Regions from separate parts of the Homo sapiens genome. Here region 2 is linked to region 1. The links are chromatin contacts, found by Hi-C or POLR2A ChIA-PET in ENCODE. All regions are on one chromosome and are shown on one strand. Each heading gives the region's core, a stretch centred on a gene start or an enhancer-like site at or near the end of the contact. The rest is flanking DNA. Distances are from core to core; before and after follow the strand shown.

Region 1 (4,046 bases), core at 878-3,377:
GGGAGATTATACAGCTGTCAAATACAAATTATCAGTAATTCACACAGTAGAAAGGATAGATTCAATCAGGTTTCTTTCCTCTTTAAACTTGCTTAATGTTGATGAGATATTGACAATGATCAACACATTACATTTTTAGTTCTATGGATTTCCAGTAAATTCTCTAAGCTTTTCTATGTATACAATCATAAGCTCTGTAATGAATTATAATTTGGTATCTTATTTTCAATATTTAAAACTCATATTTCTAAACTCACATTTCATTTTCGATAATTTATTATTTTTAGTTAATTACATAATAGCTCATAATTCCTTGCTTTGTCTTTTATTTTAATGGTGTAGAAGTTATAATTTCCGTGTCTTCAAGCCCCCTTCTCCCCACAAAACACTTAGTTAATATGAGGATGGAGATGATGAAAAATTGGATTGAGGACCAGGTAGAAGGTAATTTAGGTAGTCATATGCTTTATTGTTTTGAAAGAAAGGAGGTGGAAAAGGGAAGGGGTGGGAGTGAGGGTATCAGAGAAGAATTGGGATGAGAGTAAAATGAATGGATTTTATCTTGGAATTCTTGGGGCAAGAGGATGAGTACTGGTACTGGGGACTGGAACAGTGGTTGAATAAGGAAGGTCAGATGATGTCAATGACTAATTTCACTTGTTTTGGAAATTTTCTTTCAGATACCTTTCTTCTTCCAGTTTGGCATTAGAAATCACAATGCAGATATATCATGGGGCAAAAAGACCTTTGTGGAGACTCTAACATTGCTTTTATAGAAAAAACATGACCACATCTTCATACACTCAATAAACACTGGGGGCACCGCCTGCTTTAAGTGCAAGCTGCATAAAATAAATTGATACACAAATGAATTTTTTATTGATAAGTGCAAAAAGATTACATTTAATGTTTAAAAAAGATTTAATAGAAACAATTTAAGAAAAGGGAGTAGTTGAAAGAAAATAGTAGGCTAAGAATTGAATATAGAAATAGATATGAAGAAAATTGGAAGAAAGTTACTTCAGGGTGAAAAACTGTTAAAAAAAAAAATGACTTAGATCACACACTTGGTGGTGACCAGAGACTGTTTGTCAATATTTTGGAGGAAAAAAATTTTACAGAAGGAGAAAATAAGTAATGCTGGAGAGTGGGAAGCTGAAAGGTATTGAAAGGAAAAGAGTATTTGGAAGTCACGAGATATCTCCCTGGGAAATAGAGTTGGCAAAATGGCTGATTTTAAAGAGGTTAACTATTCTCCCCAAATTTCTGACTGTGAACTAGCTTACTTTATATTTACCCACTTAGAAAGTGTTTCAACACTTAAAGACTTAGCAAGGAGACCACAAAGTATAAGACGTTACATACTTTTCCAAAAGAAACACGACTAACTGTAAACTGTCATCAAATACAAATGGAATGGGTTTTCTCTTTTGGGTTTTATTTTTTTATTTTTAATTTTTTGGTGGTTGTTTTCGTTTAACGGTTTCAAAAAATATGTAGAAGGGAAATATTTCATTTCCCTTGGACGCTCAACTGTATATATTTCAAGATTCTTAAAACCCCCACCTCAAACTGCAGGCTTAATTTTAATGTGTTCATTTTTTACAAGGTGTGTCAACGTTTTATCAATTTCTGAAAAGTGTCTATGGCCCCGAAAAGTTGAAATCCACGACATTATATCATCTCTGCGAGCCCTTTCCAGCTCTCAAGGTACAATAATTCCACGAATCTTTGTTCTTCAAACCAGGAGGTTTTCTGGAAACCTTCTTAAACAACCAGGACAGGACCCATGAGGGAAATCTTGGGGATGCTCTGAGCAGCGGACGGGGCTTGGGAAGCGCACCCCTGTACCCGGGCTGCCTCCGGCCCGCACCCCGCCGCTCCCCAAGTCGGCTCCGCACTCCGCACACAGGCGGCGGCGCTGGGGCCGCTCCAAGTGCGTTGAGAAGTGTAATCCCTCCGCTAAGTACTTGGCTCTCAGTCTCCAATCACTAGTGGGAGCTGGAGAGGGCAAGTGAAAAAAAAAAATTCCAGAGGCAGCCGAGGAGCGAGAGGGAAAAAAAAAAAAAAAAAAAAAAAAAGTCCCGCGGTGGCGGCGGCGGCGGCGGCGGAGCGGCCGCGGCGGCCAGAAGTTGACGGCGCAGCCGGGCGCGGGGCGCGGAGTCGGCGGGGCCTCGCGGGACGCCGGGCAGTGCGGAGACCGCGGCGCTGAGGACGCGGGAGCCGGGAGCGCAGCCGCGGGTAAGGCGCGCGCGGCGGGGCCCCGTCCCCTGCGGGTGGCCGAGTTCCCGAGCGCGCGGGAGGCGGCCGAGCCGGCGAGAGCCGGGCAGAGCGAGGGGCGGCGCGGGACGGGTAGCGGCTGGGTGCGGAGCTGGGCGGCGGTCGCCCTAGGCAGGACGGAGCGCGCGAGGGAGAGGGCGAGAGCGAGGGCGGGCTGCGCGGCCGTGGGGCGGTGGCGGCGGCGGGGAGGGGGTCAGGCGGTGGCCGCCTCGGCTTTGTGCGCGGGCGGCTCTGCCGGGACCCCGAGGCCTCGTGCCTGCGCAGGCGAGGAGTCGGGGCAGCGGCGGCGGCGGGCGGGACACGTGCTTCGGGCTGTAGGGACGCCCCAAGGCAGGGAGTCGGACCTGCGAGCGGAGGGATGGGGCGGGAGGGCGAGCTGAGGGCAGTCGCGGAATCCGGGAAATGGGAGGGAGCCCGGCGGGGCGGGGGCCCAGGGCCAGCCCAGGCGGGACCCGCAGGCACCCACCTGCCCCGGACGCCTCCCGAGACCCAGCCTTGCCGTGGGGGAAAGTGCGCAGCGGGCTGGTCCCGGCGCCTTGGACTGGGCTCCGTCTCTGCTTCAGTTGCCTGTCTCTTCTCCTCTCTCTCCTGCTTCTCTCTCTCTATGCCTCTCTCTCAAGTTCTGGGTCTTTCATTCTCTCCCTTTTCTTCCTTTCTCCCTTCCTCTCCTTATTGCTATCCTTTGCCTCTCCCCCCGGTCTCTCTTTCCTTCCGTGCGTCTGTCTCCCTCTCCCCACCGCCTGCTCTGGCTCTCCCAGTGTGTCCCTCCTCTGTCCCTTCATCCTCTTCCCTCTGTCACTTTCGCACAATCTTTTGGTCTCTCTCTCTCTCTCAAGAGGCTTTCGCTCCCGGTCTTCCTGGCTCCCCTGTCTCTTGCTCTCTGCGCCCATCTCTCTGCTCGTCCCTCTTTCTGTCCAGGCTCCGTGTTTCCGCCTGTGTTTGGCGGTGTTGGAGAAGAGCCTCTGGAAGTTGTCCGCTGTGGTGCGGGTCTTACTTCTTTAGAGCTGCACCCCTCCAGCTGGGTCCTGCTGTTTGTTCTGAATGGAAACGCTGCAGTTCCCTTGAGTTATTAGAAACTGCTCTTTTCTTAGCCACCTTTCCAGCAAGGTGAGGTCAGTGACTACGAGCGGCCACAAAGGTGCCAGTGAAAGACAACGGAGGAAGAGAGCCGTTTCACTACCTCCAACAGATAAAGAAAATGTGTTAATACCAAACTTACCTGCAGCAAAGCAGAGCCACCTGAGAAAAGGTTCTTGAGTTCTGCAAAGAAACATAAAAGGCTCCACTGGAAATGAGAGGGTTCAGCTAAAAAGTGTTTGCAAATAATTTGAAAAAGCACTTAATGGAAATCTCTTGCTGTGCTAAATTGATGCCAACGAATCTCTGTTTTCTTACATATATTTTTAGGATTCCAGTGACAACTCTCCTAATTATTGTTTTGGGCAAGTTATGGGAAATGTCCTGTGTCAACTGGGATGTTAGTATTTAAGAAAATATTCAGTCTTTGTACTTTATACCCCTTTACACTCTAGTGATCAAGAAGAATTATTTCTAGCTGTAAAGAAAATAGTAAAGGATTCGTCAGTAATTTTAAAACATGAGACATGCCGGTGATCAATAATGTTTTTGGAAAACTTTCATTATAAGGATGTTTTGAAGGATGTTACATCTTAGTGAAATATGTAAGTTATTACACACTTAGATCATTGTGCAATGCAAAAAAGTTTGTGTTATAAGCAGATCATAGTAGTGATGTCTTTTTATGG
Region 2 (3,901 bases), core at 136-2,635, 310 kb before region 1:
TGTGCATTTTACACTTCCAACGCATTTCAATTTGGGCATTATATTTTCAACTTTAGTCCTTAAATGTAGTGCTTAAAAGAAATGTTAACGACCTGGCGCGGTGGCTCATGCCCGTAATCCCAGCACTTTGCGGGGCCGAGGCGGGTTGGTCACCTGAGGTCAGGAGTTCGAGATCAGGCTGGCCAACATGGTGAAACCCCATCTCTACTAAAAATACAAAAAATTAGCCGGGCGTGGTGGCGCACGCCTGTAATCCCAGCTACTCAGGAGGCTGAGGCAGGGGAATCGCTTGAACCCGGGAGGTGGAGGTTGCAGTGAGCCGAGATTGCACCACTGATCCCAGCCTGGGAGACAGAGCAAGAATCCGTCTCAAAGAAAAAAAAAGTAAAGAAATGTTATCCTGCTTCAGTTTTAAATGTTAAATTATTTAAAATTACGTAAAACAAAAAATTCATGGTCTCAGTTACAGTAGCCACATTTCAACTGTTCGATAGCCACATGTGGCCAGTGGCTACCGTTAGGGAAAGAGCAGCTTTGGATCTTCGCCTTTGGAATTTTGCTTGCACTTCTGGGGGCCGGGGAGCTCACGGACCTCATGAAGTTCATCCTTGCTTTATATGCTCCTTGGTTAAGAATTGTCCTTTTCACGTTTTATAAGCCAATTCACAGTGTAACAGTCTAGTTACTTTCCGTATGTTCAGTGAACATTATTCACGTTTTCTTATGAATAAATTCCTCGGGCGTATCAAGCAACCCTATAGAAGGCTGGAAAGTGGACTATTGATTTGGATTTAGAAAAATAAACTGAAGATACAGTGGTTGAATCACTTTTGGCCGCTTTTATGTATCACTGTCTTCTGGTGTGATGGACAGGGTTAACTTCTGTTAGGGTTACTGGTTTTCACCTTCCTGACAGGTAAACTTCTGGGTCTGCACTTTTCAGAGCATGTAAAGCTCTTTCAAAAAAAAAAACGCAGGCAGTAACCGCTGAACTTGCATAGATAGAGATTTATCCAAAGTACCCTTCTATTTTTAGGCAGAGCAACTGCTTGCCAATTTAAATTTCTGGAGAGAAAAATGCACCCACTACAAAACGGACGAGCGGAGGGTTAGACCTTTGCCAGGTAGCGCTCAAAATCCGCTAAGACTACTCCCACCGAAACTCGGTAGCGCAGTTGTCTTTCCGCAGCTGCTTCAGCCAGCCCCAGCAAGCCCGAGCGCCCGGCGCCGCCGCCACCTTCCCCGCCCCTGCGCGGCGCGGCTGGGACTGGCCCAGAGGCGTGGCCGGGAGCGGAGGGGCGTGTCCTGGGTCGGGGGTGGGGCGAGGGAGAGCCAGGAGGCGGAAGTTCCCGCGGGCGGTGGGGACGGCGCCCTCACCGCGAGTCACTTGTCAGCCCTTGTCTGAGGCGGAGGCAGCCCCGCGCCGCGCCGGACCCGAGGTGAGTGGCGGCCGGCCGGCGATGCGCCTCTCGGATCTCCGGTGGGAGAAGGGAAAGAACCGGCCGCTGTGCGCCGAACGCGAGAAGGGAAGCCCGGTTGGGGACGAGGAGGGGGCGCTCCTCGGGCAGGGATGGCTCCTCAGGTGCTTTCTGGGCGCGGAGCGGCGGAGGTGGGAGAGCAGCTTGGGAAAAGGAGCGCCCGGAAAAGGGCAGCGCTGGAGTCCGCATGAGGCCAGAGGGCGAGCCCTGGGGTCCCCGCAGCCCGGGCCGACCGGGACCAGCGTAGCGGAGACGGGGACGCGGGAGGGCGCCCGGAGGTGGCGAGGGCCGGCAGGGACGGGCACTGCCGCTCCCACCCACCCGGCTGCCGGCGTCGCCCGGCACCACCGTGGTGTGGTGTCTGAGTGCCCAGTCCTGCGCCAGTCTCTTGGAGGGTAGGAAGCGGGACTCAAAGGAAAAGGCGCGTTAGTTTTTCTTTGCTCCCAGGCTACTGAGAAGCATTTATTTCTCCCCCAGATATTTACAGTTTTGTGTAACCTGTTTGGGGAAAACTTCTGCGCGTCCAGAAATAAAGCTCGTTTAAGAAACACATTTGTCATGAACACGAGATTTGTTAACACTTGAGTACTTGTTGGGGCTTTTGTAAGACTGTGCCTTCGGTGCGTTTTACAATAAGTGGAAAAAGGAAGGGCGTGTGGACAGGGCAGAGCTTGGAAGGAAAATTCGTGGCGGCGCTGGGCAGGGCAGATTTAGGGTGTGATCGCCAGATCCTATCCCAAGTCCGCCTTCCTGACGGGGAGGACGTCTGAACCCGCCTGCCACGGAAACGGCCCGTTCGGTAGCCTTATTTGGCCAACAAGGCTAGGCGCGAATCCCTCCTGGAAAACTGTCCTGTCGGCTGCTTTCATCCTGTGCCTGTGGCTTTAGTTCTTCAGCTCTACCTACATTCTCTCTCCATTGCGGGGAAAGAGAATCTCAAGATATTTCTCTTTAATTTCAGGCCTTTTTTTTTGTCACTCTGTGTAGTTCATCTTGAGTTCTCCTTTCTCCCCTCTCACCCACTAATGAAGCTGAGATACAAGTGTGGGAAATACCAAGCTTCCTTCCCTAGTACTAGAGCAAAGACATTGTTTAGACTTTCCCTAAAAGAAAATCCATAACTCTACAGAAATTCCAACCTTTTCGACGTGTTTGAAAGAGTATGCTGCTATTTCCTGCCTGCTTGGTATTTGAGGAAGGGCTTGGGCACTAATAACCAGATGGAGGAGTCTTGGAAAGGCCAATAAAAATATTGCCATTGCTTGGGGCAGAGACTGTTTTAAGGCAGATGAATTCCAAATGAAGCTAGCAGAAGAAGCATCTAGAAATGAACGGACAGTGACTAGAAATGAAATGACACTGGTTTTGTAGTGTGGCTGTGACCTTGCCAGTGCTAGGAATTTTAATAACAAATGAGAGAAGTTAGGAAGGGAATCCCCAAGTAAAGGGAAGTTGCAAGTACATGGGTTGATAATCTAAATGAAATACATTTTCTTGTAGGGAAGAATGGGGCCAGAGGAAGTTGAGCCCAACTTTCATATTATTCCCCAGACACAAGTTAAAGATTAATAAAGGAGGGCAGGCTGCCTGTGAAATATCAGTTGGCTTTACACGATTCTGATTTGTATCGTGTCAATATCAGGACAGTCCTTCTATTAGTTTTCTGAAAATCTCCTCCTTTTATAGCGGGAAAGCAATTGAATTATGTGTGGCTCGTTATTAGCTTCCCACTAGTAGTTTTTCACCTATATATACAGTTTGACTTCCGGCTTGGCCTTTGGATCTTTTTTAGTGCTCTGTGCCTATTACTTCATTACTGAAGTAATGTGTTATTGCCTTGTAGTTCAGTATACTACCACGCCAGTAGAAAAGCTGTTTCGGTTTCTGATACAATTTTCTGTAATTTTTATTTTCCCTGATATAATTTTTCTTTAAAAACCAGGCTTATTTGAATGTTTTGCCCCATTTTCCCTTTATGAGAAGAAGGAATGTTTGCTTTAAATATACCTATGGCTCAAATATCTATATCTGCAACTATGAATTTGGGGTGATGGGCTAGAAATTTTGAATGGGTTAAAACATATTTTAAGACAGGTAATATTAGGTGGTGATTTGGTTGAATAGCTTACATTTTCCAAGGAAGTATGTTTTTAATATAAAATTACATATCTGTTATGTTTTTAATATTTTTTAAAGAGAGAGAATTATTGTTTCTTAGTATTCCATTAAAACAAAAGAAAACTTCATTCCTCTGTCTCCTGCCGTTATAACAACCAATAGGAAACTCGAAGTTTTTTTTTTTTTTTTTGCTTTTTAAAAATTATATGAAAGTACTACTAGGAGAGTCATCACACGCACACTTAACAGCAGAACAGACAAAAGAAAGCACCGAAGCACTGGTTCTTTTCTAAACTGCCAATTCC

The links. Hi-C counts contacts between places; a loop is a spot of excess contacts on that map. ChIA-PET counts read pairs that join two places held with the same protein, here RNA polymerase II (POLR2A). Pooled maps may share reads with other maps.
Region 2: a map of PC-3 shows a loop between it and region 1 (7-fold over the local background). The contact joins the promoter of PDLIM5 here to the promoter of BMPR1B in region 1. A Hi-C loop is called at or near these places in 2 of 168 maps with a recorded cell type or tissue (PC-3 and ascending aorta) and 5 of 50 pooled maps. POLR2A ChIA-PET finds 5 or more read pairs at or near these places in 1 of 52 experiments (A673).

The regions. Positions count from the first base shown.
Region 1 is chr4:94,755,828-94,759,873 of GRCh38, forward strand. BMPR1B (bone morphogenetic protein receptor type 1B) reads left to right here and starts at 2,128. Exons shown (of 13, transcript NM_001203.3): 1 at 2,128-2,241. It overlaps BMPR1B-DT (BMPR1B divergent transcript), which reads right to left and starts at 1,706. Exons shown (of 3, transcript NR_121610.1): 1 at 1,567-1,706.
Region 2 is chr4:94,450,557-94,454,457 of GRCh38, forward strand. PDLIM5 (PDZ and LIM domain 5) reads left to right here and starts at 1,386. Exons shown (of 13, transcript NM_006457.5): 1 at 1,386-1,439. RefSeq lists silencers at 1,036-1,455, 1,626-1,885.